2 separate regions of the Homo sapiens genome follow, and region 1 is linked to region 2. Evidence: chromatin loops called from intact Hi-C (ENCODE). Cell type or tissue: CD14-positive monocyte. All regions are shown on one strand. Links, peaks and the distances in the headings refer to the core of each region. The heading gives the core; the rest is flanking DNA. Region 1 overlaps GSAP (gamma-secretase activating protein). Region 2 overlaps CCDC146 (coiled-coil domain containing 146).

What was found. Peaks named below come from ENCODE experiments on the same cell type or tissue, not always from the same donor. Only the 100,000 strongest peaks of a DNase experiment are listed, where the experiment ranks them.
Region 1: it touches region 2 in a loop (1.9-fold over the local background); 16 of 110 quality-filtered maps call a loop at or near these places.

The regions. Positions count from the first base shown.
Region 1 is chr7:77,311,803-77,322,263 of GRCh38, forward strand. It overlaps GSAP (gamma-secretase activating protein), which reads right to left. Exons shown (of 31, transcript NM_017439.4): 25 at 9,531-9,601; 26 at 8,923-9,017; 27 at 2,568-2,687; 28 at 1,686-1,747; 29 at 299-400; 30 at 39-138. Among named protein-coding and RNA genes, the nearest start is that of CCDC146-AS1, 68 kb to the left of the region's middle. RefSeq lists an enhancer at 4,290-4,791. In CD14-positive monocyte, for the core only: no CTCF peak of the experiment used is centred there; DNase peaks (open chromatin) are centred at 4,599 and 5,049; H3K27ac peaks cover 1,121 bases.
Region 2 is chr7:77,256,412-77,268,337 of GRCh38, forward strand. It overlaps CCDC146 (coiled-coil domain containing 146), which reads left to right. Exons shown (of 19, transcript NM_020879.3): 6 at 1-98; 7 at 2,584-2,657; 8 at 3,598-3,825; 9 at 5,710-5,896. It overlaps LOC102723791 (a long non-coding RNA gene), which reads right to left. Exons shown (of 6, transcript XR_927688.3): 3 at 8,945-9,052; 4 at 790-844. Among named protein-coding and RNA genes, the nearest start is that of CCDC146-AS1, 14 kb to the left of the region's middle. In CD14-positive monocyte, for the core only: no CTCF peak of the experiment used is centred there; DNase peaks (open chromatin) are centred at 1,780 and 6,120; H3K27ac peaks cover 763 bases.

The DNA of each region.
Region 1 (10,461 bases), core at 618-8,617, 54 kb after region 2:
AAAAGTGGTAAGACCCTGAGAACAGGGGAGTAAATTACCTTGATTGGAGGACTCTATATCTGTCAGAATTTCAATGAAGTAGTTCAGAGGCAGAAATTCTACACTGAACGATGACTTGTTAATCATAGAATTCCGAGGCTAAAAGGGAAACCACTTCTGGTGTAAGCTGATTCTCCACAATAAGCACAATTTTAAAATAAAGTGATAAGAACTGTAATTGCTGTCCATACAGATATGTTGTCACGGGCAAACAGGATCCTAAAAACATTTAGTTGGCTGTGCTTTCAGAGAAACTCACCTGTTTCTTATAGTTCTGAAGCAGTCGCGTCACGTGGTTCCGCGAAATGATGTTAGAACTCATAGGATGATCCCAAAGTCTACAAATCTTCTGCCCAATAAGCTATTATGCAAATTGAAAAAAATGTAGCGAATACCACACACTATATTAAGTAAACACACCTTATATCTATTCATAATTTTAAAAGTATTATTCCAAAGTAGCTGGTTAGTCTCCAGGCCCTTGATGATTAAGGACCCTTGGAGAAATGCCATGTTCCTATGAAGTTTCTATGAGGGAGTAAATACTCTCTCAAACGCTACATTGAGGAAAGTGGTTTATACACTGATGTTGCCAAACCCTTTTACTGAAATGGAGTTTATCTGCTGCTCTTCAAAACCAGAGATGGGCATGCCAACTCTGATGTTTTGACCGGAAACTAAGGGGGGTACGCATGTTTATATCAACTTCTCTGCCATTGTCTTGCCTAGAAAATTTTAATTCCCTAAGAGTACTGGGGAAATAAACAAATTTGGAGACCAAATTAAATATTCAGCAATGTTTCCCAGAGAGATCTAGCTATGGAAAATATGCTTTGTTTTCTATTCTTGCCTTTGCTTCAGTAAGCCTGTGAGTGAGGGGCAAGGGCCACTACAGAGCAGGGCGATTAGGTCCAGAAAGGTAACAGACAGCCGTTCGTGAGAGGACAGTGCCAGAGGTGCAAGTGTGCAAGGCATGTACACAGCAGATGGAGCTGGCTAAGGCTCTCCAGGTCAGGAAGTTTGCAGAGTTAGAGGCTCGGAAGACCTTGCTGTGGAATTTCATATTTTCATAGTATCTCTGACTCTAAGTGTTGATATTCCCTTGTGTTTCTCATTCTTCTTTTGACCTAGGAATGTCTTCCTACCATGTCATATTTTCATAGTATCTCTCACTCTAAGTGTTGATATTCCCTCATGTTTCTCATTCTTCCTTTGACCTAGGAATGTCTTCCTACCATGGTAGAAATGCAGTAAGGGGAAATACAGGTCTAGAACCTTCTGTCCTCACCTGTATTCCAATGTATCCAAGTTAAATCTGTTTAAATGCCAAAAGCACGTTTCCCCTTCTCCCTCCCTCTCAGACTCAGATGTAAATATTAGTGTGGTTTCCTAAGAGGCAAAAATGGCTTAATGTTCTCACTGGACTGTGCCAAGGCAGTGCAGAGCCAGAGAGCAAGTGCTTTGTAGGCCAAGTGGGAAACAGCTAACAGAGGGCTGGGGACGGGTGGGATTTCTTGGAAGTGTTGAAAAGTGAAACAATTCAATTGACTTTAACCCAAAGCAAGTAAATGCTCTTTTTGCAAGAAGAAATTGAAGGAGGGTAATGCCAAAGCTTAGGGAGAAAATAAAATGTAACTCAGTATTACCGGAGGAAGCCGCACAATGATACTGAATTTCAGTTTTTCATTTTTCTCTGTATTATCCAGATCTACAAGAAAGTTAGAGATTAGCAAATGAAACAAATACCCATTTTGATACTTTAGCAAGTTAATATTAATACTTGAGTGGTTCATCTTGATAGGACATATCCCAACTGTGTATTCTCAAGCTAATCTAACAGCATTTTGGAAATTTTACTCTGACTCTCTGAATAAAAAGGGATTTTTCTATAACAGGCTGCCAGGTACAAAGCAATTTTATTGACTAACTTAAAACAGAAGGTACCTTGAGGAATGACAAATGCTTTCATATAAACAAAAATCATCTTAAAATACAATTGAATAATTTGAGTGATTATACTACAGAATTTAAAGTTCAAATTCATTTAATTGCCCCTCTCAATAATTTTCCTTGCATTTCTAGTCTAACTTTGAGATGACAGAGTTAATCAGCTGAAAATAAGCCATTTCGTGACATTTTCTTGAGAAACAAGCCTGCAGAGGTTCCTAGCCTCAAGTGCCCTCTTGCACAGAAAAGGAATCTAATAGTTGTATGTGGATTGAAAAGTCCCTTAGGACCTCGTGAAGGGCTCAGAAACCTTAAATTGGCCCAAAAGATGATTACAGGGAATGGATTGTGCTCACAGGACCAGCTGTATAATTTGTGGGGCTCAGCACAAAATGAACACGAGCAAGCCCTCGTTCAAATACTACTAAGAATTTCAAGATGTAATGCAGCATTAAACTGAGCAGGGCACTCTTCTGAGTGCAGCCAGGCTCTTGGTGACTGCACAGGTTGCACACCCAAGAAGCTAGCCTTGGTGGTGCTCAGGCTGGAACTAGCACTCTGGCAAACTCAGGGCTTCTTACCTTTCATGAGCCTTATGACAGCTGTTTCAGTGAGAAGCAACACTCCACTGTCAATGCAATGCAGCAGGTTATGCAAAGGGAGACACTGGACCCCGAGGATGGTGTGCAGAGTATGAAAACCTAGGATGAGAGATCTGGAGGGTAAACACAGTCAGCCAACATCTCCAGCAGCCCCCGGGGAATGGATTAGATCATGTTAATAAAGCACTTAGTTCAGTGCTTGGTGCCTGGAACCAACTGAATTTCTTGAAAACAAGGTCCAAGTTTCCTTCTCTGTATTATTCGTAACTAAATATCACGCTGGGTCTATAGTAAGTTTCCGGTAAGTATACATTCCTTGCTCCTTGGGTCTCTTCCTGCACAGAAACAGAGCAAGGGCCTGCTCAATGGTTTTACGGTTTGATATGTTTGTGATTCTACAGTAAGATAGCAAAAGAGTACAGAAGCATTTCAGATTTCGTATGTCCAGACTAAAAGGTTGTTGGGATGAGGACCATTTTGCTGAAGGGAAACAAATTTGGACCAGAAGGCAATAGTTTATATGGCTTATCTCTGGGTATGCCCTAGAGAAAGGCTTTTAGAGTCTACTTGGACTAAAGTATAGAAAAGAAAGAATTAAGACAATATGGCCAGATAGTAAATTTATAGGAATTCAATTGAGAGGCAGGCATTCTCAAGCCTGTCTCACGGGTAGAGCTACCCACAGAAACCCAGATCTCTAAGTATACTACTACTGACAACAGATAAAAACATCATGCATGGGAGAAGGTATCAGACCAGGAGAGAATCAAAACAGCTCTCTTGGAAGTGATGGCATTTGCGGGGAGCTTCAAAGGACAGATGCAATTCCTATCAGTGGAAATGAGTGCGGACAGTAGAAAAAGCCAGGTTTGGCATGAGCAGCCCTAGGCCAGAATCCAGCTGTATTACTCACCAGCTGCAGGCAACTAAGCCTTTCTGAGCCTCCATTTCTTCATCTCTAAATTGGAACCACCAGTACCTTTCCCACAGGGCTGCTTTGAGAACTAGAGCCAGGTCTGTGAAGAGCCTAGCATGCAATATAACAATAGCGACCCATACTGGACATGTACCAAGGCTTTCAACCTGTGTCCTGGCTCATCTGATCCTCATACAAAAGTATGGGGTGGGAATTACTAGATTCCCATTTCATAAATGGAAAAACCAAAAGCCAAGATTCACAGGAGCTAGGCAACTTGCCCAGGATCACAGAAATAATAATGTGTAAGTTGAAATTTGCATCAACTGTGTGATTGTAGGGTAGGCTTTCAACCATAATGTCACTGTTAATAACTGGCAGCTGTGTTAATAGAACATGAACAGAGGTCCGAAGATGAGAAAGCACAGGGCATATTCAGAAAATAGTAAATGATCCAGCTGGGTTGGAATCATATTAGAGGAGAGAAAGATTAAGAGGTAAGGTTGGAAAAGCTAATTTATTCAGCACATCCCTTCCACACACCTGGCAAGGGGCTAAGAGTATAAAAATGAGCAAAACAGGCACAACTGCTGCTCCCATACACCTTGCAGTCTGCTGGGGGAGGCAGACAATCAATTACAAAAAATAGACATTTTTAAAAATGTGACCAGTTCTGTGCTTATGAGTGCAGGTGACAGAGGTTGAATGCTGAATGATAGAGATTTATTAATTTGAGAGACTTTGAGGAGGTAATGAAAGTTTTTAAGCAGAACAGAAGATTTACCATTGGGATATTAATATGGCAACAGGCAAAGAATGAGTTGGAGTAATAATTTGCTACAGAAGGTATGAAGACCTGTAGAGAAGCTATTGCCTGAACGTGGATAAGAGGTAATGGAGGCACTGAATCAGAGAGGCATGGTAACATGTACAGGCTTTGCAACTCATTGAATGTGGGAATGACTGACAGAAGAATCATAGCCTACTCTTGGGAAGGTACCTGACAAAAGGATGATGCCCAACGAGCAGGGCTTGGATTCAGAGAAATCATGGGATTTTCTCTCTCTAAACACATGAATCACAAGCCATGGGGCACAGTCCTAAGTCCTTGTAACATCAAGGGTCAGATGAAGTACAGGCTCTGCCCACAAGCATGTGTTAATGGGCTAACAGGATGAGTCCACTAGCTTCCCTGAGTCCAAAAAAACTCCACTATTTTACTAGTTAATTAACAACAACGTTTTTCAAATGGATTTGGAAATTCTTCACAAAACTATTAGTAAAAAGTTACAAAATTATTTCTGAAGAAAAGTTTACACTAGATTATTGATGATATTGATTTTCTGGATTCAAATTTCCCTCTCCAGCCCTGTGTTCATATGCTAAAGGTCCCTGATGACCCTTCATCCTCTATCCCCAGGGCACAGTCCCAAGTTCAGGGACCTGTTCTTGGCCTCTATACATCAGCTCTGAGCAACAGAGCAAATTGGCTATAATTAGTCATCAGCTCCACCCAACTTTAATCCTCATCTTCCAGGGCTCCTGGCCTCCTCTAGCCAGCAAGTGCAATACAGTTCCTTTTTTTAAAAGCAAATGCCCTAGCTCTAAACCCTGACTTCCTTTTTGTGTTCCCCATTCTCTTCTTAACTTTAACCAATTCATGTTACAAGTCTCTGACAATCGTAACTCAAACAGTCATCATTAGTCCAATAGGCCTGGAAAGCAAGCACACTTACGCATGTGCATATAGAAACACCCTGAATTCATACAAGCATGCACATGCACACACACACATGATCCAGTGTCACCTCCCCCCTCTATTTCCATGTCACATGATGGAAATAAACATTCAAGAGAAAAGGAGAGAGCATGGAATACTATGCAGCCATAAAAGAGGATGAGTTCATGTCCTTTGCAGGGACATGGATGAAGCTTGAAACCATCATTCTCAGCAAACTATCCCAAGGACAGAAAACCAAACACCACACATTCTCACTCATAGGTGGGAATTGAACAATGAGAACACTTGGACAAGGGTTGGGGGGGAACATCACACACTGGGGCCTGTCGTGGGGTTGGGGGCTGGGGGAGGGATAGCATTAGGAGAAATACCTAATGTAAATGACGAGTTAATAGGTGCAGCAAACCAACATGGCACATGTATACCTATGTTACAAACCTGCACGTTGTGCACATGTACCCTAGAACTTAAAGTATAATTAAAAAAATGAGAAACACCTTTTCCTTACCTGACCCACAGACACAAGCCATAAGTCTACTTATAATAATTCTCGATCACTATGGATAACATCTTTGTTTTCCCTCCTTATCACTGTGAAGGAATGTGAGTTGGGTAGAAAGTGGATTTTTATGATCTCCAGGCGTAACAATGTCCCCAGTAAGTCAGTTTCATTTATTTTCAAAAGAAGCTTGAATATCTGTAATGAACAAATCTAAAACTGTCAATCCATTTCCCTACCAAATTTTTTGTGTTAACAACAAACAATTAAGAATTTAAGCCACAAAGGTAGTTTTCCTGTAATCCTTCAATCTTTCTAGGGTGTACCTCATAACTCATATTCCATTGGGATAATTTTAAACCATCCATTCCCCTCACAAATGGTCCCTTTCAACTCCTTTTGTACTGCCATACAGACAGACATTAAATAAGGTGGATGAAGAATGAAGGATTCCAAACCGTATCAGATGTGTCATAAATGCAGAGCAGCATATGCTGTAGGGATTCTTTAGGCCCATAAATAGCCCATGTTTCAACATCAACTAATTCAACTGGAATATAAAATTCAAGAAGCAGCATGGATTTTGGAGCCAAACTGCCTGGATTTGAATATCAGCTCTGTCACTTAATAGCTATGTGACTTTAGGCAAATTACTCAACCTTTCTGGCCTCAGTTTCACCATCTATAAAATGGGAATAATATTAAGTGGAACCACATGAAAGTGCCATTTTTGTTGGCCAAAAAATGGTTGGGCACTGACAATTTAATGTGGTCCAACTTAAGTTTCTACCAGTTAAAATTTTATGAAAATTAAGTGTACTAATTTGTGTGTACTTTCAACAGTACGTGGCACAAAATGAGTATCATATATATGTTGGCCTAAAATGAAGCAATGAACAAATGATGAATGGATGAATATATATGAATGAAGTAACTAAATATCAGCTGATATGTAGTTACAGCTATCATAAAGTTTAACACTCATTAGAACTTTATATGCAATAATAAATCCATTCATGTTTAGGCAACTAATCTTCAAAAGCACCAAGAACACACAATGGGGAAAGGATCGTGTATCTCTGATAAATGGTGTTGGAAAAACTGTCCATAGGCAAAAGAATGAAATGGGACCCTTATCTTTACCATAAACAAAATTCAACTCAAAATGCATTAGAAAGTTAAACATAAGACCTGAAACTGAAAAACCCCTAAAAGAAACATAGAGGGAAAGCTTCTTGACATTGGTCTTGGCAATGATTCCTTGAATATGACATCCAAAGCACAAACAATGAAAACAAAAATATGTAAGAGGGACTACACCCAACAAAAAAGCTTCTGCACAGCAAAGGAAACGATCCTGGGCCTGTTGTGGGGTGGGGGGAGGGGGAAGGGATAGCATTAGGAGATGTACCTAATGTAAATGATGAGTTAATGGATGCAGCATACCAACATGGCACATGTATACATATGTAACAAACCTGTGTGTTGTGCACATGTACCCTAAAACTTAAAGTATAATAATAAAAATATATATGTATAAAAGGAAACGATCCAAAGAGTAAAGGCAAAACCTACAGGATGACAAAAAGTGTTTGCAAACCATATATCTAACAAAGAGTTAATATCTAAAACATATAAGGAACTCAAACCTCAATAGCAAGAAAACAACCAGATTAAAAAATGGGCAAGGGACTTGAATAGACATTTCTCCAAAGATTGCAGACAAATGGCCAACACTTATGTGAAAATATGCTCGACATCACTAATCATCAGGGAAATGCACATCAAAACCACAATGAGGTATCACCTCACATCTCTCAGGTTGGCTACTATCAAAAAACCACAATTTAAGTGTTATCAAGAATGTGGAGAAATTGGAATCCTTATACACTGTTGGTGGGAATGTAAAGTGGTACAGCCACTGTGGCGAACAGTATGGAGGTTCCTCAAAAAATTTAAAAAAAAGAATCAATATATGATCCAGTAATCTCATTTCTGGATAAATATCTGTAAGAACTGAAATCAGGATCTTGAAGAGATATGTATATACTCCCATGTTTATCACAACATATTCACAATAGCCAAGATAGGGAAACAACCTAAATGTCTACTGACAGATGAAGAAAGTGTAGAATTTACAATGGAGTATTACTCAGCCTTAAAAAATGAAATCCTGCTCCATGTGACAACATGGATGAAACTTCAGGTCATTACACTAAGTGAAACAAGCCAGTCACAGGACAGATACTGCATGATTCCACTTACATGCAGTATCTAAAGTAGTCAAACTCATAGACACAGAAGGTAGAACAGTGCTTGCCAGGAACCGGGGAGTAGGGGATAAGTAATTGCTGTTCAATGGGTATAAAGTTTCAGCTATGAAAGATGAGTAAGTTCTAAAGACCTGCTATCCAACATTGTACCTATATTTAACAATACTGTATTGTGCATTTAAAAATTTGTTAAGAGGGTAGGTCTCAAGTGTTCTTACACAATAAAAAAATGAACTGATATGTAATGAGCACAAGACAGTTTATAGCTAACAGGGGCTTATTTCTCATAATGGATACTGATTTCTATGTACATCTTCCCAACTAGACTCTTACTAATCTTTGTAATTGCTCTAATTTCTAGCACGTTACCGGTCATGTCATAGTTGCTCAACAAATATTTGTTGACTAAATGAACAAATGACCAATTAAATGAATGACTGCATATACATCTCCCCAGGATGTTTTGTGGCCTGACTTGATCCTATTTAAAAATTCCAAGGGAATTTTTTAGCCTCCAAGCGTATAAGAATCAGTTCAATTCTTGGCACCAAGCCAGACCGACTTCCCAGTGTTAATCTTCAGACATCTCAATCAGATAAACTAGGCCTGGAGACATCAGAGACAGAGCTCCCTGAATTAGTTCTACTAGTTCAAATTATCCTAGAAAGCTGCATGGGGTAAGCCTAGGTTCCCTAAAGTTAGTAATAAGCTACATCATAGTTTAGTAGTCAGAGGAGCTCTGGTCAGCAGAGACCAACCTAAGGGCCCATCACTCACAGTAACACCAGATACACAATTTCTCATACACAAGTCTCATCATCAAACTTATAATGTACCAAAGGCAAGGGCCCATATGAAGAAGAAATAAATTTATTATACCAAAGGACAAAAGAGCCAACACTTACCAGGAGGCAGAGGTAAAAACAAACTGTTTGTAGCTTCCAGAATCCTGGTCATGATGTGAAAAACTGCAAATTCAGCAGCACTGCCACGACTATTGCTGGGTAAAAAAAACAAAGCAGCATGTCAGCCAAGGAGCTCATCTGTGATGCTCCATTTGTCCTAAGCAGTGGCTTTGAGTACTACACAAGGGTTCATGCTAATCATGAAATGCTATGCCTTGTAGAAAGCCCCATAAATATGAATGTGACCATCGGCCTAATGCCTAGAATTTAATCAGAGTAGGAACATATGTTACACATTGTATTAAGTGAAATTCCCCTTCTTGGCAGTACTGGGCTCATTTGTCCCTCCCCTGTCACCAACCATGTGCCAGGGAAAGAGGATGGGTAAAGTAACGGGCATAACTTTGTTTTAATTTTAGCTTTTATTATACATTAAAGGGTACATATGCAGGGGGGCATAACTTTAAATGCTGAGTATAGAATTAAGCTAGATGGTGTTGAAGCTGGTGAGAACTGATTTGAACTAGTGCATTTCAAAAGGGTTTTGCTACAACAGAGTTGTTTCCACTCTTTGTACACCATGATAAAAGTGAGAAATACTTGCGTACAAGTGGAGAACCCAGGAATGAAGATTATGTTTCCTCCAATTGGTTTCTACGATGTGGCAAATGAGATCCAGCTGGAGGGTGAAGACAGTCCATTAACCATTGCTCCATTCCTTCCCTCAAGGGCCCCACAGCTAGGCCTCCACAACTCAGATAAGCATTTCAGGGCAGCTGGCATTCAGGCTGCATCCAGACACACAACTAGCCTTTCTGAGGTCAATTCTGAAGCACTGAACCCAAAATAGAAAGACTGAAAATGTGCACCAGAAACTAACAAAGCATCCTCTGTTTGTGTGGGCAGTGCCCCAGCTCAGCCTCCCCAGCCCAGCTAACTGGCCCCACCACTCACACTTACAGACCCCCATCCATCAGTGAAGGTAAAGTGCTACAGGGTTTGCTCCAGGCCTGTCACAACGCAAGAGCCAACAGTGGACAGTCAGAAGAAAAGAGACACAGAATGGAGGTCATGATCATGAGCTGTGAAGTAAGACTGGTATCAAGTCCAGATTCTATACATTACTAGTTGTGTTACCCTACACAAGTTACCCACCCTCTCCAAATTGCAGTGTCCTCATCTGTAAAGTGAGGGGAAATATTTCATAGGGTTTTTGTAAGAATTGGTTAGCACACTGACTGGAACTAATCAACCAAAGTAGGTAGCCTTCTTTGTCTTAGAGCTTTATCCAGAAACCCATTCTAACGCTGCAACGAGTTTGCCAGCAGAAGAGCAGTCCCTATGGAGTTGTTATCAGCCACGAATCCACACATTGTGTGGGCTAAAAACGGGGCAAAGCAGAAGGATCTCCATAGACTCACAGGCAAACGCTATCCTTGATACAGATCCTCAGTTTCTCTTTGGCTGAAATTAAGTAAGTTAACATGTAACCAATATAATCAGGTTCTGCAGCAACTTCCTTGGATATGTTTTAGAAAG
Region 2 (11,926 bases), core at 1,646-9,645:
TTAAAAATTTACGAGAAGATTTGGCATCTAAACAAAAGCAATTATTAAAAGAGCAGAAGGAACTAGAAGAATTGTTGGGACATCAGGTCGTCCTAAAGGTGTGCTACTTACCGTTGATATTTAAACATTGTGCCTTGCATGGATATAAAAGTGTGTGGGTATCAAGAGTAACCAGCAGGTTGGATAAAGAGGGGTATTGTCTCACAAACTGAAATATCTGCATTGCGATTGATCCTATCAAACTAAATCTAGGCTCTGGGAATGCACAAAAGACCTTAGGGTGTTTGGGAGTATCACTCGATAATTCGGAGCCCTCACCCTGCGGAAAAGGTCTCTCCTGACCTCACCAAACATTTCTGGACATTAGAAACAAGTGTCACAAACACAATTGTTTCCTTGAAGAACAACCATGGCCAGGCACAGTGGCTCACACCTGTAATCCCAGCACTTTGTGAGGCCAAGGCGGTGGATCACCTGAGGTTAGGAGTTCGAGACCAGCCTGGCCAACATGGTGAAACCCTGTCTCTACTAAAAATACAAAAATTAGCCGGGTGTGTGATGGTGGATGCCTCTAATCCCAGCTACTTGGGAGGCTGAGGCAGGAGAATTGCTTGAACCCGGGAGGTGGAGATTGCAGTGAGCTGAGATCGCGCCACTGCACTCTAGCCTGGGTGACAGAGTGAGACTCCCTCTCAAAAACAACAACAACAACAAAACGCACACACACACACACCTACACACATACCAAAACAACCAAATGTCCTAACCTCTCACATATATTTGTATTACCTTATCCTTGTCGGAGTGCATTCCACTTCCTCTCAGTAGAAAAGGGATGAGAGGCCTGTATTTATGTTTTAGGAGATAATGAATTAAAATTCATTTTACTTTGAAAAATGTATAAATGACTCTCAAAACAGTTTTAATAACCTAGAGTTGTTTTAAAAACAACATCTGAAACTCATTGGCTTAGGGGATAATGGTGATACACTTTGACCTGTTTTTCTATAACAGTCCTAGAGCAGACAGCCAAGATGTGCCCAGCTACTGTCCAGAACATAGGACCCTAGCAGAGATGGATTTAACAGGAACCCAGTGAAGCTTAAGCTTCAGGCCCCTCACTTGCATGAACCTCTTCCAAGATGCTGCACCTAAGTTAGCATTTGTAATTGTTTACTCTTTCTGTTAACGAGGGCCCCCAAGATTGTACAAGTTTCAGCCCCACAAAATTTGATCTGCCCCAGGACTGAGCAAGATCCCACAGAGAAATGTCTCGCCCACCACACTGCAGTGACGGATTCAACCTCCCTGCATGTGTGTTACCCCTGGCTCCAAAGTCCAATGACAACCTCGGGCAGGAAGGGGCTTTTCTATAACCCTTGCTGAGTACGTAAGACTCTTGAGACTTCAGCTGAACCTCCCATGAATCCACAGAGCATAGTGGGAGGTGCGGTGTTAGACAAACTTAGCTTCCGAGCTTGGCCTTGCCACTTACTAGCTGTGTGACTTCGGGAAACTTATTTAACTTCTTGTAGCATGAGTCTTAGGCAGGGCTCCCCAGAAACAGACCCTAAGACAACTACTAATGGAGGGAGAACTCTAAGGAGAATCCTATAGGAGATGGAGGGAAGCAGGATAGAGCTGGGGAAGAAGCTGGGCCAGAATACAGCTGCTTCAGAACTCTAGTCTCAGCCTGATCCCATGGAGAACTCAAGAAGTCATGAGTTGCATCACAGAGGCTGTTGCACCCAGAGGTGGGGGTGGGGGGTGTCTGTTAGATCACCACATCAGTTAGTCATTGGTCTCAGCTTGCTCCCCTCCTCCCTCCACCCCCTGGCTCCCATTCCCTGACAAGGCAGCTCTGCTCAGCCAGTGACAATCTGATGGAGAGGAGATTAAGCATGATCCATTAGCAGTCACCCCTGCAGCATTTGAGGGATGGGTGGGCAGACGGGCCCTGGCTTATGATGGTTCAGCTTATGATTTTTCTACTTTACAGTGGTGTGAAAGCAGTATGCATTTAGTAGACACCACGCTTCAAGTACCCATGCAACCATTCCGTTTTTCATTTTCAGTATTGAATAAATTACATTTATTGTACAGTATTCAATATGTTATGTTTATTTACTGTGTGGCACTCAACACTTTATTATATAATAAGCTTTGTATTAGGTGAACTGTAGACTAATAAAAGTGTCCTGAGAATGTAGGCTAGGCTAAGCTATGATTTCAGTAGGTTAGGTGTATTAAATGCATTTTCAACTTAAGGTAGTTTCAACTTACAACGGGTTTATTGGGACGTCACTCCATTGTATGTGGAGGAGCATCTGTACCTCCATAAAGGGAATCTGGGCAGAGGACCAACAGTATTTGCTACACTCAGTTACCTCCTCTTCAAAATGATAACAAATATAGCTCTCTTACAAGGTCACCGTGAGTATTAAATGGGATAATTAAAGCACACAGGGCAGATGGTAAGTATCTACATATTGTAGTTCCTTTCTCTCTCATATTTAATTTTCTTGTCTTAATTGCTTCTAGCCGAAGACCGCATAATTTAACATGATTTCGTTTCTTTACTAGGATGAAGTGGCCCACCATCAAACCATTCCAGTACAAATTGGAAAAGAGATAGAAAAAATAACACGCAAAAAAGTGTATGATTTAATATTTTTACTTTGAATCCCTGCCAGTCCAAGTTATGTGTGCACACTAGAACAAGAGTACTAACCATTGGACACATTAAATTACTATGATAATTTTAGAAATTTCTGCTTTGGGCCCTGTCTAGGTTGTTTATATCAAGTTCTTTAAAAGAAAGTAATGCACCAAATTTCTATCATTCATAGTATTTATGGCTTAATTATGGGTCAAGATTCTGTTGCCAATTTATAAATCATATTTTTATGGAGAAGTTCAATTGACTTTAACAGAGCGGTGCATGGGATAAATTATGCGAACTGGTTAGAATTTCATAGTCTAGAAGTATATCAGCCAGGCAGCAGCCCAAAGCCCAAATAATAGTAACTCCCCACTTTGCCACCCATTCATGTGTATAACACTCCTCAGATATTCAGAGTAGATTGGGAGGCAGAGGTCATTGAGGAAATTCTCAGTGTTTAAGGAACCAAAAAAGATAAAGATTTTAAGTGAAGATACAAAAATTCTGGAAAAATAATATAATTACTCTGGTGACTAATCTTAAGGGGAAAAATTAGGCAGGCACTAGTAACTGTTCTAAAAACTAAGCTCACCAACATCAAAGTTGAGAAACTCAGGTCAGTTTCAGGAGGCTGGTCAGGACGAGGGTTGAATCACAGGAGATGGTAGCAAATTGGGATCTGCACAGAAAGTAGGGAGGCTGGGCAAATTCCTGCCTTCCGTGGCACTCAGTGGAGATACCCTCCAAGTCCCACCCATCTGTGGTCTTTACCCACTGCTGAGATCATTGAATTTATGACTATCTCTTCTGCTGCATGGTTAGAAAGCAAGAATAGGTAAAGCCAGCATGGCCTCAAAATAAGGCAAGTGTGTGTGTGTGTGTGTGTGTGTGTGTGTGTGTGTGTGTGTGTGTGTGTGTGTGTGTATCCCCTACAGAGAAATGGAAAAGAAAAAAATTGTCTTGGAACAAGAAGTCAAAACGCTAAATGACTCCCTAAAGAAAGTTGAAAACAAGGTTAGTGCTATAGTGGATGAGAAGGAAAATGTAATAAAGGAAGTTGAAGGCAAACGAGCCTTACTTGAAATCAAAGAACGAGAACATAACCAATTGGTCAAGCTATTGGAATTAGCCAGAGAGAATGAAGCAACTTCATTAACTGAAAGGTTAGTTATATTTATGTATGTTATGTTCTGTCATCTAAATTTTTCTTCAATTTATATTTGAGAATTCAAAATCTCACTTTGGTGTTGAGTTAATAAATATTTAAAAATAATTTTAAATCAACTTTTACCCTTAATATATTATCAAATAAAGCACTTTGAAGTATTTTTTGATACTTTACTCAAATTTTCTCAATTTTCTGTTACCAGATTTTCAGGATATAATCTGTTGTATGTTGTAAGTTTCTGAATGTGCCTTTGGAAAATTTATCACTGGAGTATGTTATGTTCAGGGATTTTGCCAACAAATGAATGATACTTCTTAGGCCATCTTGACTTTTTTCTAACAGAAGCAATTTCGTGGTGTAATTCCCTAGGAGAGTTTTATGTCCTGCTTTTTTGTTTGTTTTTTGAGATGGAGTCTTGCTCTGTCGCCAGGCTGGAGTGCAGTGGCACGATCTTGGCTCACTGCAACCTCTGCCTCCCGGGTTCAAGTGATTCTCCTGCCTCAGCCTCCCGAGTAGTTGGGACTACATGTGCGCACCACCACGCCCGGCTAATTTTTTTTTTTCTTCTCATTAGAGACAGGGTATCACCATGTTGGCCAGGTGGTCTCGATCTCTTGACCTCGTGATCCACCCGCTTTGGCCTCCCAAAGTGCTGGGATTACAGGCATGAGCCACCGCGCCCAGCCTATGTCCTGCTTTTAAGTAAAATTTCAAGGAAACTGGAGGCTTCTATCTCTGCCAGTCTGTTATTTTTTTGGGGGGTGGGGGTTATAAGACTGCAGTTCTAAATGATACCAACTCACAAACCTAGTTGCCTTTGGCATTATTTACAATTTATGATTCCAACATGAGAATAGTCATGTGTGTATATACTGAGCATGCTGTCTTTTATTAAACTTTTAAGTTCAAGGTTACACATACAGGTTTGTTATAGGTAAACTTGTGTCATGGGGGGTTGTTGTACAGATTATTTTGTTATCCAAGTATTAAGCCTAGTACCTATTATTTTTCCTGATTCTCTCCCTCCTCCCATCCTCTACCCTCCAAAAGGCTCCAGTGTGTGTTGTTCTTCTCTATGTGTCCATGTATCCTCATCATTTTGCTCCCACTTATAAGTGAGAACATGTGATATTTGGTTTTCTGTCCCTGCATTGGTTTGCTAAGGATAATGACCTCCAGCTCCACCCACGTTCCTGCAAAGGATATGATCTCATTCTTTTTATTTTATTTTTTATTTTTTATTTTTTGAGACGGAGTCTCGCTCTGTCGCCCAGGCCGGACTGCGGACTGCAGTGGCGCAATCTCGGCTCACTGCAAGCTCCGCTTCCCGGGTTCACGCCATTCTCCTGCCTCAGCCTCCCGAGTAGCTGGGACTACAGGCGCCCGCCACCGCGCCCGGCTAATTTTTTGTATTTTTAGTAGAGACGGGGTTTCACCGTGTTAGCCAGGATGGTCTCGATCTCCTGACCTCATGATCCACCCACCTCGGCCTCCCAAAGTGCTGGGATTACAGGCGTGAGCCACCGCGCCCAGCCCTCATTCTTTTTTATGGCTGCATAATAGTCTGTGGCATATGTACCACATTTTCTTTATCTGGTCTACCATTGATGGGCATTTAGGTTGGTTCTATGTCTTTGCTATTGTGAATAGCACTGTGATGAGCAAATGTGTGCATGTGTCTTTAGGATATAACAGTTTATATTCCTTTGAGTATATACCCAGTAATAGGATTGCTGGGTCAAACGGTAGTTCTGTTTTTAGGTCTTTGCCAGAAGAGATTGGGAGCCAATATTCAGCATGCTGTCTTGATAAGTTTTGAAAAACATTTAGGACAGCTGATAACAAAATCATTTTCTTCTTCTTCCTTTACCTGGAACAGAGGGATCTTGGATCTCAATTTACGCAACAGTCTCATTGACAAGCAGAACTACCATGATGAACTTTCTCGTAAGCAAAGAGAGAAAGAACGAGATTTTCGAAATTTAAGAAAGATGGAACTGCTCTTGAAAGTGTCCTGGGATGCACTTAGGCAAACTCAAGCACTGCATCAAAGGCTTCTATTAGAGGTGAGGGCTGTAAACTACCATCTGATTTTTAAGCTCGGTGCTAACTTTTGAAGTAAAAATATTTTAGGAAGTTGTTTTTGCTGCCAGTAGAGAAGAAGAAAATACAAGTAACAGAGAAAAGGTAATTTTCAAATGCGTCAAGCCTATTATGAAATCTATAGTCCTATAATGTTTCGTAATCTCATTTTTCTAACCCAAGATTAGAGAAATGTCTTGTTTGGATCAGTCATCCTTCAGCCTGACCTGGGGAAATGACTGGACTATCCAGTTCTAGAAGAGCTAGAGGGTTCACTGCAGAATGGGGCCAAGTGGATCATTATTTTCACCAGTTGAAGGAGTCAGATCCGGCATGGTGTCATGGCAGACTATAACAGTGAAGGACTAGATCAAATTACATAGACATAAATGATCAGCAGCCTGCACTTCCGACTAGCCAAGGGCAATCCAGAACCCAATATCAGGCTGCCTGGCTAATTCTGTGCAGGGTCAGAGGTGTACTCCAGTCAGAAGATGCTCAAGACAACTGTTACCTGCCTCTGTGTTCCCAAGTGAGGGGTCTGGTTGCCCCTGGCTCTCTTTTCTCTCAGAGGGCACTCCCTGTGGTAAATGACCAAGCGCCACTGAAAGGGCAGAGGATCCTTGAGAGGGCTTCAGCCTTGTGCTAGAGCCTTCCTTGAGCGAAAAAGGGGTCAGCCTCTGAGATGAAGCAGCTAGGTGTATAGAAACCTTCCCCGTTCTCTTCAGGACTGTCATGCTCCAGAACCTTATGGAGGGTCATGACCTAAGAAATTTGAACAGGAGTTTCCAGCTGTGGTAGACACCTCTGATCCTAACCTATGCCTAGTTCTCCTCTCCTCCTGGGCACATAGAAAGTTTATACTTCCTTGCACCCTTTGCAGTTGAGCAGAGTCATATAACTCATTCTGGCCAGAGGATTGTAGACAAAAGTGACACGTGTCACTTCCAGCCTATAACATCTAATTGCCAATGTGAGACCCTCTAGCTGTTTTTCCCTCTCCTGTGGTAATTGTGGAAGTGCATGACACCATGGAGGTGCTGTAAAATGGGAGCAGCCGGGAATGCTGAGCCAACAGTGGTCTCAGAGTCCTCTTGATTGCCCACCGGCTTTGTAGGAAACAGCTTTGGTAGTTCGAAGCCATGATATTTGGAGGTCGTTTATTTCTGTAGCATAACTTAGCCTGTCCTGACTGAAAGACCAACCTTAAGCAACATGTGTGAAAAAATCGGTTAGGGTTATGAGTGTTACGAACAACTAGGACTTGGACTTCGTCTTGCTGTCAGATGGCACTTATAATCTTTTCAAGAAGTTCTCTGGTTGGGCACAGTGGCTGCTGCCTGTAATCCCAGCACTTTGGGAGGCCGAGGTCGGCAGATCACCTGAGGTCAGAAGTTCAAGACCAGCCTGGCCAACATGGTGAAACCCTGTCTCTACTAAAAATACAAAAATTGGTCGGGTGTGCTGGTGCACACCCATGATCCCAGCTACTTGGGAGGCTGAGGCAGGAGAATCGCTTGAACCCGGGAGGCGGAGGTTGCAGTGAGCTGAGGTTGTGCCACTGCACTCCAGCCTGGGCAACAGAGCCAGACTCCATCTCAAACAAAAAAAGGAAGTTTTCTATCTCAGTGAGGCAAAATGTACTTTTATAGTCTTTTGCAAAACCAATAAAACATGTATGTTCTACTATATATGTGTTTTCACAAATAACTTTTATATAACTGTTATATATAGTATATTTATGATATATATACTTCTTATTTAATCATTTTATTGCAATTCCAACAGGTAGATTTATTTGTATCACTCTGAAATCTCTTTAACTCTAGTAGTACTTTTTGCCTTAAAATATTATTTTGTCTGATTTTAGAATAATAACATCAGTTACACTATCTTTTGGCGTGTTAGATTCTGCATGGTATTATTTACTTTGATTTTTTTTTCTTTTTCTTTTTGGAGACAGTCTTGCTTTGCTGCCCAGGCTGAAGTGCAGGCACCATCTCAGCTCACTGCAATCTCCACCTCCCGGGTTTAAGCAATTCTCGTACTTCAGCCTCCCAAGAAGCTGGGATTACAGGCATGTGCCACCAATACACAGCTAATTTTTGTATTTTTAGTAGAGACAGGCTTTCACTATGTTCGCCAGGCTGGTCTCAAACTCCTGACCTCAAGTGATCCATCTGCCTCGGCCTCCCCAAAGTGCTGGGATTACAGGTGCGAGCCACCGCACCCAGCCCTATTTACCGTCACTCTTTCTGTGTCCTCATTTTGGTGTGTCTCATATACACAGCACATACTTTTCAAAATCTAGTCTGATAAGTTCTGCCTTTTTAAATTCTTGTATTTAGTCTAAAAATTAATACTTAATGTAATTGTGGATATATTTGTCCTTATTCTGTGATATTACTTTTGCTTTCTCTGTATCCCATCCGCTTCATGTTCCATTTTCTCTCCCACATTTCCTTCCTTGGGATTAATCAACGTTTCATATAGTTCTGCTATCCTTGTTTTAGATATGCATCAGTTAGTTTTACATTCTATTTCTATTCTTTGGGTGGTTACCCTGAAGATTACAACAGTCATCTTTGACTTACTAGAGTCAAATATAAGTTATTTGTATTTTTACTACTTCCAAGACAGTGCTAATACCTTTGATGATTTTAACTTTACTAACCTTTGCAACTCTTATGCCCTCAAACATATTTTCACTCCAACTTTCCAAGTTATTCTTGTTGGAAGCATTGGTTTACTATAAGCTACTCCATCTTAGCCCGAAGCACAGCACGTTAGGATGTTAAATTGGAACTTTGGGCAAACACAGACCCTGTGGCCACCCCTCCTCAGTCATAGTAAGATTTATAGTAGACCGCAGTTATAATGTCCATTCAAAGTACTGACGGAAACCTCAGTGTAATGAGTAAGACTCTTAAAACCAGCAAGTGTTGCTTGTACTAATAAAACAATTCCTGTTTATTGATCAAATAACTGTTCAGTAAGATTTCTTTAAACAATGGGATAAAATGTATAATTACCTTTAATAACCAATTTTGGTAGTTATGGTAGTAAGTAAAGTTAATCCATTCAATATGCTTCTAATGCTGAATCATCAAAGCATTCTTAATATTGAAGAGTAAGGTAACCTAAATAGAAGCAATAATTTGTCTCATAAATTAATACTTCTTAGCTCAAGAAGGGTTATACATTGGTAAAAATCACAAGATTGGTTCTAAAAGACTACACACAAAAAAACAGACTTAGGTTCACTTCTACCAGAAAATCTAGATTAAGTACCATAGAAGGGACACATAAACCTAATACACAATGTAATCCTACTACTTCCACTTCTAGTTAAAATAGAAAACATTGTGATGGACCATCGTTTCTGCTATACCAGCCAGAAAGAAATCAATAAACTAAAAATCACATATTTTTAAGAGACATATGCAAGTAGGAAGTAAATTCCACAAAGGCATCATCACTTCCTGGTGAGCAGAAACAGGTGGCCTTTTGCCTCCCTGAGACATTTGCCAAGTCGAGACTTGGGCAGGTGGAAGATTTGCCTGCCATAGGCAGAAAGACTTTGCTGGGGTTAGTCAAAACCATCAGAGCTTTTAATGACCATGTGTGTTGGCATGACAAAGTGGAATGAATTACTTAACCAAAGACATCATACTGTCATGTAATATCACACATGACGGTATACCTCTGCATTTAAACATGGCTCTTATTGACTTCCACGTGGCACTGAAAAGAAAGAAAACCATGATTCCTAGGATTTTGCTCTGACACCATCATGTTGTAGGGGTTAGAATATCATGAGTCTGTGAAGTTATTCGCTTTCTAAACATAAGATCATGTCCAAGATTGTGACAATGACAAAATCCTCTTACCAAGTGAATATGACACTTTCTATATACTGTAATTTTTCTTTAATTATAGTTTTCTAGCAATTTCATCTCCCTTTGCTCTGATTTAAAAGTGGTTCTGCATTTTTCTCTCTTCATGACTCATTTCAGTGTTGAAGGCAATGATAACAACATACTATACTGAGAAGAGCTTCACCTTTGAGTCAGGCACAGTCAGGTTCAGATTCTAGATCCATTGAATTCCTACCTATGTTACTTGTTTCCAAACCTTTGAATTGGGATTATTGCAAAAAATGAGTGACTGCAAATGGGAAAGTGTGTGGTACCGAGAAGATACTCAGTAAATATTGCCTTCCTTCCTTTATACATATGAACTCTTTGAAAGGCTATAAAGTAAATGGTATAGTCAGAATGACACTGTGAATATGGCTATTTTATTCATATGGAGAAGATGACATCATCAGGCCCTACTGATAAACCCCGGAAATGCCTCTCAGTACCCACTCTGCATTACCTAAATGACTGCAGCTCTACACCAGCTGTTCTCCATAGGTCCAGCTCCTTTCATGTCCAATTTTTCCTCCATCTTAGCCCAAAGCACAAATTTATATTCTTAAGTGACACATTCATGTGTCACTCACCTGCTCAAGACATTCAATGGATCCTTAATTCACATAATCACAGAATGAAGGAACCAAGAGGAATCTTAAAGATCATACTCTAAAAGCAAACAGGTTTCATCTCAAATGCCAGCTCCCTCCATTTGGGGGTAGCTCCCTGTAGTGATGATAATGCAAAGGAATTTTTTTTTTTTTTTTTTGAGACAGAGTCTCAGTCTGTTGCTGAGGCTGGAGTACAGTGGCACCGTGTCGGTTCACTGCAACCTCTGTCTCCTCGGTTCAAGCAATTCTCTTGCCCTCAGCCTCCTGAGTAGCTGGGATTACATGCACCCACCACCAAGCCCAGCTAGTTTTTATATTTTTAGTAGAGATGGGGTTTCACCATGTTGCCCAGGCTAGTCTCAAACTCCTGACCTCAGGTGATCCACCTGCCTCGGCCTCCCAAAGTGCTGGGATTACAGGTGTGAGCCATCGCGCCTGGCCCAATATTGCAAAGGATTCTGAGGCCCAGTGCTGACTTGTCAGATAGAAGCTCTGTAGTTGATTGGTGATGTCTGCCCCAGGCATAGAAAGTTTGTCCATGTATTTCCCATTCCTAATCAAGTCATCTTCCTAATCAAGCGCTGTTTCTTCAGCCAGTTCTTTTGGTATATCTTCATACCCCAAGTAACATGCTTATGATGCTGCTACTTGAGTTTTCAGTTGTAGACTTGATCTTTTTTTTTTTTTTAATCACTATAAAAGATGAGGATTCAGCCCTCTTTAGACCCCTGTTCATCACAAATACATTTCTTGTCCCTCTGTATACACGGTATTCTCATGTCATAATTTTGATTAGTTCAGAATTTGTTATTATTATGAACATATAAAGGCTATTCGTGCCTGAGCCATGTGATATTATATAATTACCCTTACAAAATTTTGTGTTCCCAGGAATTTATAAACATCCTGTTTTTACACTTTTATAGTTTTCGGTGTGCTTATCAGTTCAATCCCAAATTCTTCTCCAATTATATAAATCTCCTCTCAGTATATTAAAACACATTTGATGGCCTATTCATTTACTCTTCTTGAAGAAATCTCTTCTAAGCCTCATCAATGACCTCTAGCCAAAGACTAACAGGAATACATCAGCAGTTGAATGCGCTGAGTTTATTACATATTGCAGCAAGGGAGAACACACGCCATGGAGAATTGTAGGGAGTCTCAATAGAGGGTATTAGAAAGGACTTACAGGATATGTGTCATGTGACTTGAGGAACGGTTTAAAGAAATGGGACTTTGCCCTGAATTAGGATGTTCTCAGGAAATGAGAGTAATTCTGTGGTAGAGTATCTTAAATTTTACCTAGAAAAAGAAAAGATTAGATGGAGACCAAAACTGTGATTGTTAAACAAAGCTATACAAGGGGAATTTATGGTATTTTGTGGCTTGGACAATGTTCATGTTTTTGTCTATGTTCAAATACAGTTATGGAGTGGCCTTGTTTTTGTCCTGATCCATCATGATTACAGAGGGGCTTTGTCTG